2 separate regions of the Mus musculus genome follow, and region 1 is linked to region 2. The links are chromatin loops, found by intact Hi-C in ENCODE. Cell type or tissue: left cerebral cortex. All regions are shown on one strand. Links, peaks and the distances in the headings refer to the core of each region. The heading gives the core; the rest is flanking DNA.

Evidence for each region. Hi-C counts contacts between places; a loop is a spot of excess contacts. Peaks named below come from ENCODE experiments on the same cell type or tissue, not always from the same donor. Only the 100,000 strongest peaks of a DNase experiment are listed, where the experiment ranks them.
Region 1: it touches region 2 in a loop (4-fold over the local background); 1 of 42 quality-filtered maps calls a loop at or near these places.

Annotation. Positions count from the first base shown.
Region 1 is chr2:179,686,498-179,691,882 of GRCm38, reverse strand. The region is part of intron 2 of Cdh4 (cadherin 4); the gene reads right to left. Among named protein-coding and RNA genes, the nearest start is that of Gm36066, 110 kb to the left of the region's middle. In left cerebral cortex, for the core only: no CTCF peak of the experiment used is centred there; DNase peaks (open chromatin) are centred at 2,001 and 2,712.
Region 2 is chr2:179,751,854-179,757,238 of GRCm38, reverse strand. The region is part of intron 2 of Cdh4 (cadherin 4); the gene reads right to left. Among named protein-coding and RNA genes, the nearest start is that of Gm36066, 49 kb to the left of the region's middle. In left cerebral cortex, for the core only: no CTCF peak of the experiment used is centred there; a DNase peak (open chromatin) is centred at 2,209.

The sequences.
Region 1 (5,385 bases), core at 206-5,205, 65 kb after region 2:
GGCTCCTGGGGAACGAACAGTCCACTTCTTGTGCATTTTCAGCTCCTGGAGGCTGCTGAGGTTCCAGGCTCATGGCCATATAAGAGTCTTGCTTCAGCCTGAGTTCTCTCCCAGTGTTCTCTAACCCGATCTCTTTTATCAGACCCCGTGATCTCATTATATCCACTCAGATACCCCATCTTGACATCCTGACTCAGTCACACCAAAAGGCTCCAGCTGCTAGGGCAGTGGCACAGTTACAGGCTCCGAGTGTTAAGTGGCCTATGACACCATGCTATGAAACGTGATTCTATAATAAAAAGGACACAGCCTGCTGCTACTGCATGCAGAAGAAGCTTGGAAACGCTGGGGCGTTGAGCTAAGGCTTCCCTCCTTGCAGGGCCTTCTCGGATGCATGCATGACGGTTAAGCTGCTGTTCCTGCTATCGTAGGAACTCAAGCTTCTAGTGGCAAATCCACTGAGTGCAGGTGAGATGCTGTCCTGAAAAGAGAGAGGCTAGCAGCTTGCTCTGCTGAGCTCCTGCCGCAGCTTCCCCTGCCACACCCCAGCCAGGGCTGCAGAGGCAGCTCAGTGGATAAACCGCTTGCTGCACAAAGGAGCCTCAGAATCCGTGTAAAAGCCAGGCAGGTGTGGTGGCCACCTGAAATCCCAGCCATCCCATCTCCCCAGGAGGGAGAGACAGGGGCTCTCCAAAACAAGCTGGTTAGCTAGACCAACCAGAACCTGTGAGCCCTGGGTTCAGCAGGAGGCTTTGTTTCAATCAATCAATCAATCAATCAATCAATCGAGAACAATTGAGGAAGACACCCAATGTCAACTTCAGACCACCATGAACTTATACATACCTGTGCATGCACACTTGCACATACACACATGTGAGCATGCATATACATATGCATATATACCACACGTACATAGACAAAAAAATATGATGCTGGTCAGCATCTGATGTCAGTAGAATACCCACAATTCCCATGGAAAGGACAGGCGACAGGCGTCCTCCAGTGAACATACCAGAGCTGGCTGAGGTTTTCACACATTTCCACCAGATGACAGGCCCAGGGCAGACACAGTGGTGTGTCCCACAACTTGACAGGTCGGAAACAATGCCTGTGCCAGCCCTCTCCTCTGTCAGCTGGCTTTGTTGGGGGACAAAGAGTTAGCTTTATAAATCACTGTTTGTGTTGGCACGTGCAGCACATCTCATGCTCAGTCAGACACTGCTTTTCAAACGCCTCGGTTCTGACTCTGATGTCCACACAAGCATCCACAGACTGAGGTTACGTATACAAACACTCTGGGGCTTGGTAAATTTGTAAGAGAATTGCAGTGCTCAGAGGGTCTAGGGTTAGGGAAGGGCAGGGCAAGAGAGCCGTGGGCTGGGAGAAGGCCGCTGTCTTCCCTGTGTCTGCTGCTCAGGAACAGGGACACTCCTGGCTACCCCACTCCCACAGTCTTCTTCCAACCAGCGCAGCCTCCAGCTTGATGCTTCTGCTTTTGGTGATAGTCCACGGCTGCCTGCTCCCCAGTGACTAGGGGGCTGGACCCTTATCTTTGTGTGTGTGTGTGTGTGTTTGTGTGTGTGTGTGGTGTACATACACTCAGGTGTGTGTGTATGTGTGGTATGCATACACTCAGGTGTGTTTGTGTGTGTGTGTGTGGTGTGCATACCCTCAGGTGTGTGTGTGTGTGTGTGTGTGTGGTGTGCATACACTCAGGTGTGCACACGTGTGTGGAGGCTAGAGCTTGAAGGCAAGTGTCTTCCCCCATTACCTCCCACTGTACGTTCTGAGCCAGGGTTTCTCACTGAACCCAGAGGTCACTGACTGACTAGGCTGGCTTGCAGGTCCCGGGAACTGTGCTGTTTAAGGCCATCCCTGAAGTCTCAGCACCCACATGTTTCTTGGCACAGAGCATCTTGTGACATGGTTTGGAGGACAGAATGACAGTTTGGACTGCTCTTTGTGGGTGTTCCCTCTGTCTCTGGCTGTCACCTCTTAAATTATATGAGTCACATCATATTACATTCACTCAAAAAATTTTCTCCTGGGGAAACATTGGGAAAACACTGGGAAGTTTACACATTATAAACAAAGCCAGATGAAGTGGGCAAGATGAGGTTGGCTCCATTACAGGTCCTGTGCTAGTCAACCTGAAGCTTAGGTTAGGGGCTCTGCTCATGTCCCTGTGCTAAAGTCCAGAATGTGGACTGTATGTATGTGTGTGTGTGTGTGTGTGTGTGTGTGTGTGTGTGTGGTGTGGTATAGGTGTGTGTGTGTGTGTGTGTGTGTGGTGTGGTATAGGTGTGTGTGTGTGTGTGTAGTATGGGTGTGTTTGTGGTGTGTGGTGTGTGGTATGTGTATGTGCATGTCTGTTTCTGTGTGTGATACACATATATGTTATGATGTATGTGTGCTGTGGTATGTGTATGTGTTGTAGTATGTGTGTTGAAGTATGAGTGTGTGCTGTGGGGTCTGTGTTACGGTGTGAGTGTTCTGTATGTGTTGTGGTATGTGTTTTGCATGTGTATGTATATATATTTCTATATGTCTGTGTGTGGTATACATGTGTGTTTGGAAATCCTTTGTTTTAGGCAGAAGGAAGACTTGGATTTTGTCTTAAGAGAAATGTTTAGTCTTTAAAGTTATCACACATGAAAGGAGCCAGGCATGGTGGCTCACATTCATCCTAGCAGCACAGAAGGTGGAAGTTGGAGGAGAGCCACGAATTTGAGGCCAATCTGGGTTGTGTGGTGAGTTTTAGGCAGCTGGAGTATAGAGTAAGACTCTATCTCAAAACGGACAAACCATATCAAAAGATGGCCTAGTCGGCCATCACTGCAAAGAGAGGCCCGTTGGACTTGCAAACTTTATATGCCCCAGTACAGGGGAACGCCAGGGCCAAAAAGGGGGAGTGGGTGGGTAGGGGATGGGGGTGGGGTGGGTATGGGGGACCTTTGGGATAGCATTGAAAATGTAAACGAGGAAAATACTTAATTAAAAAAAAAGAAAAAGAAAAATTCCTGCATCAAAAAACAAAACAAAACAAAACAAAAAACAAAAAAACGGACAAACCAACCAACAAACAACCAAACCAAATCAAGCCAAACCAAACCAAACCAAACCAAACCAAGCCAAGCCAAGCCAAGCCAAGCCAAGCCAAGCCAAGCCAAGCCAAGCCAAGCCAACCACACCAAGCCAAGCCAAGCCAAGTCAAACCAAACCAAATCAAGCCAAACCAAACTAAAATAAACCAAATCAAACCAAGCCAAAACAAACAAACAAACCACCCTAACCCAACCAACCAAACGCCAAACAATGGCAATTGTTAAGAAGACAAATACTAACAAATGCTAGAGAAGAAGTGGAGAGAGGGAGTCTCTACATTGCTGTGGGAACGTCAACTAGTCGAGCCACGGTGGAAGTCAGTATGGAGGTTTCTCAGGACACCACTCACTATGCTGTGCCTGGCCTTTACTCCAGAGACACAAAGCCAGCACACATCACAGGTACTCGATGTGGCGGCTCATTACTGAACCACCCAGAGCACTTACAAAGCCAACCTAGGCATCCAGCCTCGGAGAAGCAGATAAAGAAAATGTGGTTTCTACACACAATGAATTTTATTCAGCCATAAAAATGAAGAAAACTATGTTGTTTTAGGGGAAGGGAGGGGCTGGAGACCATTAAATGAAATAAGCCAGATCAGGAGGAAAACCATCGCACGTTTTCTTACATGCATGGACCTCAGGCTTTATACAGGCACATAAAATCAAGTATACTTGCATGATGTGACAAGCAAAACTATCTGGGGGAGGAAGGAGGGTGACAGAGGGTGGAGACAGGGCTGTGGAGATAGGGGAAGGTGCTCAAAGCATAGCATATACTTGTATGACAACATCCTTATGCAGCCCAGTGCCCTGTACAATATGTCTGTCTGTCTGTCTGTCTGTCTGTCCGTCTGTCATCATCTCCCTTCTCTCTCTCTCTCTCTCTCTCTCTCTCCCCTCCTCAACCCCAAGCTGTCATCATCACCAACAAAATATTTGTGTGGAACAGAGCTAACCCCAGGAATCCTGCTTAGCAAAAACTAATGGGGAATCAGAGATTAAATTTTCCCTTTCCGCCATGCACAGTTTTAAAGCTATGAAGAAAATCCTAAGCAAATAAATCGTGTTTTACAAACCGCTAATACCCAAGGAGCAGATTAAGGCATGTGAAGAAATGGCATGCAGGGCTCTGATGTGGCATGCCACACACATCTCTGATCCATTGTCAGACGCCTGTAAGTAAAACAATTAGAGATGTTTGCATGTATTTATCTTCTTGTGGTTTCTTACGAGCCCCGTGCCAAGAGTGAGCTTGGAGCTGCTCAGAGATGAAACGGGAAGAGGGCTCAGCCCTCGGGCTCACAATCAAAGTGAGCTTGATAAAACGATCCAGACGTGGAGCACATCAGCCGAGAGGCAGTTAAAATTTATGAGGTGCAAGGGCTGCTTTGCTTTTCCCGAGAAAGGCAGACACATAAAGGAGGCCAAATAACTGCCAGCCACCGTGGACAGTGTGTTCTTGGGGGAGAGGTGGATACAAGATACCAACGAGGCTGGAGAGGTGGCTCAGTGGATAAGCGCTGGCCATGCAAGCCTGAGGACCAGAGTTCGAATGCCCAGAAGCCGCATAAAAGCCCAGCATGTCACTTGACTGTAATCCTGGCCTCCAGGGGGCAGAGACAGAGTGGCAATCTGATAGCTAGATTGAGGCAGAGACAGAGTTACACTGTGGCAATCTGATAGCTGGATTAGCCAAACCAGCCAGCTCTGAGGTCAAGGAGTGACCCCGTGTGAGCATACAAGTGAAGAACGGTTAAAGATGCCTCTGGCTTCCACATGCACATTCATGCACGTGTACTTTTGTGCAGTGAAACCACACACACGTGTCCACAGTCATGTCAACATGGATGCATCTATGTGCTCACACCACAACCCTGCCCATGTTCCACAAAAGCACAAGTTGCAGGACCTTCTGGGGAGAGGCAGGGGGATAACAGCATGGGGAGCGGGATGGAAAGAGGGAGCCACGACACAGGAAATCTGGGCACTTCAGAGCCAGTGGCTGACTCAGTTTCCCCTGTGCAGGCAGCATTGGCTACTTGTGTCTGGAGCCAGTCCTGAACATGGGGCCCTGCTCCTGCTCTTTCTCTGTGAGGGACCAGAACTATGCCTTTCTATGAGCAGGGACAGGCAGCCTCGCCTTCCCTGTGGCCCTTCCCACACTTTGCCTTGCTTCAGGAAGCGAGGACACGACTAGTGACCACAGGATGGCCAAGCTGGTGACTGTAGAATGACCAGCATAGGGCTGGCAACAGAAACTGGGTAGCTGAGCTGC
Region 2 (5,385 bases), core at 195-5,194:
TGCCTGTTCAATGTTGCAAAGCCTAATTCAGCCCTAATCCCAGCCACCCAGTGTCCTCCTCTACGGGAATCTGCTCTGCGCCAGTTTCTCAGGATGCTGTCACTGGCCACTCTATCTGTACAGTTTGCTGCCCATTTTCACACTAGCACAAGAGATCGAATGCGATAGCATCCCCACACAGAAAGTGGCCTTCAGCTCAAAGTTGGAGCTCACATCCAGGAAGACAGAGGAGAATGGACTCCGCTATCCCAGCATCCCTTCTCTAACCATTGGCAGCACCCATGCTGTGTTCTCAGTATTTGATGATCCCTCAAGCTCTGCAAGGTCCCACCTCACCAAGGCAGACTGTCAGGCACACCATGCTCTGTCTGCTTTGCAGGAAGGTGACCGGGTCAAAAGCTCTGAAGTTTCAATCAAATAGAACGGCAGATTAATTGCAAAAACCTTTCAAAGTACTTTGGAAAAAAAATAACACCATGACCTAGACACAAAAACCCTGTGTCTTTTTTGAAGATGGCACTACTAATAATTCGATTTGTGGAGCACTTCTGAAGCTGCAGCTCAAGTAGTATTTGTGTCGATAAATAAAATCGTGTGTGATTACAAGCAGTGGTTTTGCCTCACTTGCACATCAGCGGTTCTGAACCAAGGTTGCACGCTCAACTTCCCCGTGAAGCAACACAACTCTATTGCTATCATGCTGCCAGGCTGCCGATGCCATCAGAACATGCCCACACTGCACTCAGGGGAGCTGGCTGGGGAAGGGAGGGAGGGTGGCCCTCGTTTTCCTTTCCAAAACAAGAGTCTGCATGGCTTTATCTCAGAGATCAGGAGTTCCAGGGTCCTGTTGTATCATTTCTACTATGTGAGCTAGACACCCATTGTTGTCTGCTTCCTGTCTTTGGAGCCTATTCTATGAGAAACACCGACTGGGTGACCACAAGACACTGCTTTTCTTTTTTCATGGTGTATGTATGTCCATGTGTGTGCATGTGTGTGCACATGTATGTGCAATAGTGGGTTGGCTTTTCTTGTTTTTGTTTTATTTTGATACAATGTTTCTCTACTTATTCCTGGAACTCACTATGTTGACCAGGCTGGCCTCGAACTCACAGAGATCTACCTGCCCGTGCCTCCCAAATGCTGGCATTAAAGGCATGTGCTACCATATTGCACCATCTACTGAGACCTAAAGGATTCTGGGGACAGTGGTGCTCAAAAGCTATGGAGTGCTGCGGATTCCAGGCTCTTCTCATGCAAGTCTCTGAGCATGCTCATGTGCAAAGGGGTTTTATTCTTTGTGTGCGTGTGTGTGTGTGTCTCTCTGTGTGTGTATGCGTGTGTATATGTGTATGTGTGTGCATGAGTATGTGTGTGTATGTCTCCGTTTGTGTGCACGCACATGTGTGTGTCCTTTATGTTTCCTCAAGGCACTCAGTGGACTCTGCAGGTGTGGGTGCATAGCCATATCCATGTGCTTAGCCTTGTTCTTTATCTCCATGCTAAACTCAGGGCCAGCACTGACTCAAGGCTCAGGAAGGAGGAGAAACAGCCTGATCTTGGCTGAGGGTTGGAGAGCTGAGAGCCATCAGAGCCAAGAGCCTGTCGGTCGGACTGAGAGCCCGTTGGATCTGTGCATGGCCCCAGCAAATCAGTAAGGTGGTGGAGAGGCCAAGCAGGGGACCTGCCTGGTGACTGTCAACCTCTTTTCCCTTAGCCCTGCATCTGGACTCACGTGGGCAGTCCTAGCCCTGGAGGGAGATGGTCTTCCAGGGCCCTGCTAATTCAGGCAGGTCACTGTCCAGTCAATGCTCCTGGGGTTGGCTTCCTCTGTCCAGATGTGTACCATGGTGGCTAAAACGGGACCCAACAGGAAAGCTTACTTAAAGCATTTTAAGATTTTATTTTATTTTTCTAACTTGGCCAAGTTGTTTTTGAGCAAATACCCTGTATGTGCCTGTGGCATATTGCAGTGTCAAAGGTTAGGCACAGCTGCCCAAGGCTCTCTCTTTCTGGCCTCCCCACACCTCCTACACTCACCACTAAGCAGGCATTAGTCCTACATTAGAACAGCCAATCTGTAGGGTGGGCTTTGAGGCATTAAAATTCTGTGCTCAGAGACGGCTGTTTTCATCTTCCCATGCAGCCGAGCAGTAAGAGCACCACACAGATTTTCTGCACCTATCCAAAGAGATTTATCTTTCACACCCTACTTCGTGCCATATGTCGGGTGCTGAAGGGATGAAGGATTTGGCTGTCGGTCTCTGAAGGCACGGCAGGCCTTACTCGGGCTTTCCTTTGGAGAGTCGGGATGATTTTGTGACATTTCATTTCCTTCTGTCAGGGCTGTCTCCCGAGTGTCACCCACTGACAACAAGGATGCCTCTGTAGGGGATGAAGCTTCGTGGGGTCCCTTGACTGTCTGGAGAGGGCGGTGGCTCATCCCCCTGGGATGTCATTACTGATGCTGTCATGAGGCCATAGGGCTGGCACCAGGGTTGACGCAGATCCTGGGTCTTGGCCTCTGCCTTGCTCTCAGTGCCTCGTAGTCTGGTAACCAGAAGCGCAATGTTTAAGATGCATCTCTCTTCCATGTTGGCTGGCAGGTGGGACACTTTCATTATTCCCACCTCTCCATTTCACCTTTCCACCTCTCCACAGTCACCTTGATGTTGTAAAAGGTTAGACCAGGGATAGGCCAGTGTCTTCGACAACCTTTCTCTTTTCCATGCCATTAGGGACATGTGCTAATTTTGGACCAAAACATCCCATCACAATCTGGTAGGAACAACAGTGACTGCCACTATGGTAGTCACTAGGCTCAGCAATAAGCAGTTCCTCAGGTGATGGGCTAATAGAACTTCTACATCCCCCAAATGAGCCATTCAAACCCCAAATGGTGTTTTCGCCAGACTCCCTCCTGGGGCCTCAAACTCATGGATCATTTTAATTGGATCATTGAGAGAAAAAAAAAATCTCCTTTAGTAAGCCTCCCAACACTATTAGCTCAAAGGCTTTCAGAAAAAAAATGTGCTAACTTTTGACAAAATCCACACGGGCATTTACGAGGTCCTAGCTGGCATTTGCAAAAGACACTGACTGCCAGTAGAAAATAGGGTATTAAAACAGAATCTAAATCAATTTTTCTGATCAATTGCTGCAGAGATGTGTATAAGTGACTGCAAATTGAGTCATGCAGCACACAGATGGGCTCTGTGATGGTGGAGAGTCCTTATAAACACGCCCCGCCCCATCCCTACAGCACCGGGGGACTTGCAGACACGGATGCAGATCTGAGAAAATTTCCTGCTCGATCGATAAATGCTTATTAAGAAGTGTGGCTCACACATCCCTGGTAGCACATGCACAAGAGCGCAGATGCTCAGCTTTCTCCTCCTCTGGGTTTTCTCCTTTAACCTGAAGCAAGATTAGGCTCAGGTCTGTCTCTCTAAGGCAGATCCTTTCAGGACAACCCTGGCCAGAATGGAAAGAAGATGCCTCAGTGTCTCTGTAAGAAAGTAAAGTCTCCTTTGATAAATCCCTTAATTGAATCTAAGAATATAGGTGCTAAAAACAAACATGAAACTAAGTCACACACACACACACACACACACACACACACACACACACACACACACCCACCCACACCCTCACACCACTCACACCTACTCACATCCATTCACACCCCACACCCACTCATACCTCCACACCCACTCTCCCCACTCACACCTCCACAACCATTCACACTCACTCACTCCTCCCTACTCCCCCCACTCATACCCATTCATTCCCCCACTCACACCCACTCACACCTCCACATCCACTCACACCCTCACAACTATTCATACCCACTCACTACCCACCTACTCACACCCCACACCCACTCACACCTCCACATCCACTCATACCCCCACACTCATGCATACCCACTCACACCTACTCATACCCACTCACACCCACATACCCACTCACCACTCCCAACCACTCACACCCCCTCCACACTCACTCCCCCACACCCACTTACATCCTTCACACTCACACCCACAAACCCACTCACACCCCACACTCCCCCACACCTCTCACATATAACACACACTCTGCTCCACACCCCTTTACCTCTCATCAGACTTTTGTTTTGTTTTAAAGATTTATTTATTTTATGTATATGAGTACACACTTTAGTTGTACAGATGGTGGTGAGCCTTCATGTGATTGTTGGGAATTGAACTTAGGACCTCTGCTTGCTCTGGCCAACCCCACTTGCTCCGGCCAAAGATTTATTTATTAGTATAAGTTCACTGTAGCTGTCTTCAAACACACCAGAAGAGGGTATCAGATCTCATTATGGGTGGTTGTGAGCCACCATGTGGTTGCTGGGATTTGAACTCAGTACCTTTGGAAGAGCAGTCGGTGCTCTTACCCACTGAACCATCTCACCAGCCCCTCATCAGACTTTTATGTTTAGAAATTTCCCTGTATAAAGTCTAATTTTTTTTTGTATATGCCTAGGGGGTGGAAAAATAGCTCATTGATTTAGAGTGTTTGTGTGCAACATGAGTACTGGAGTTTGAGTTCCAGAACCGTTGTAGCAAGCTGGTGATCTATACATGCCTGAAGCCCAGGGACAAGAGGATCAATAGGTGCGTTGTCTTCTAACCTAGCCAAGAAAACACAGCCCCAGGTTCACGGAGAGACCCTGTCTCAAAGGAATGGGAGAGACTGATAGAGGAGGCCTTTCTTGGCTTTTGCATGTGTGCCGAGGTGTGTACGCCCCCACATATGTGCACAAACACATACAAACACAAATAAATAATAGATGATTTCTTATATCTAGTATGGTATCTATATCTATAGACACACACACATAAATACACCTAATATCTGAATCCATACATATGTTCACAAATCCACATCTGAACCTATGTATACACACAGGAACATATACCTATGTATATACCAAAATATCTAAATCTATGTACACATGTGTACATATACTTATACTTAATATCCGTAACTGTAAAATATACATATACACCTGCTACCTGTATATAGATAACATACATTGAATACCTGTTATCTGTGACTCAGGCTGAGCACATCTCAGATTTGTGCCTTTGCACAGATATGCACACGCATACACACACCTGACATCTGTACCTATGTAGCACACAGGCATTACTCACACATACTCAAGCCTATGTTGGATTCCCCTGCCTTCTCTTCCAGAGCCTTGGGCTGTTGACCTCTGCATTTGGGGGTTTCTGGGGAGGAACCCATGTGAAGGGGCTTTGAGAGATTTGGCCTAGCAGTGAATCATGGGAGACAGGCTTGGGCTGCCATCCACTCTGAGCTGGTAGAGAGGTGGAGAGCCTCAAGAGGAAAAAG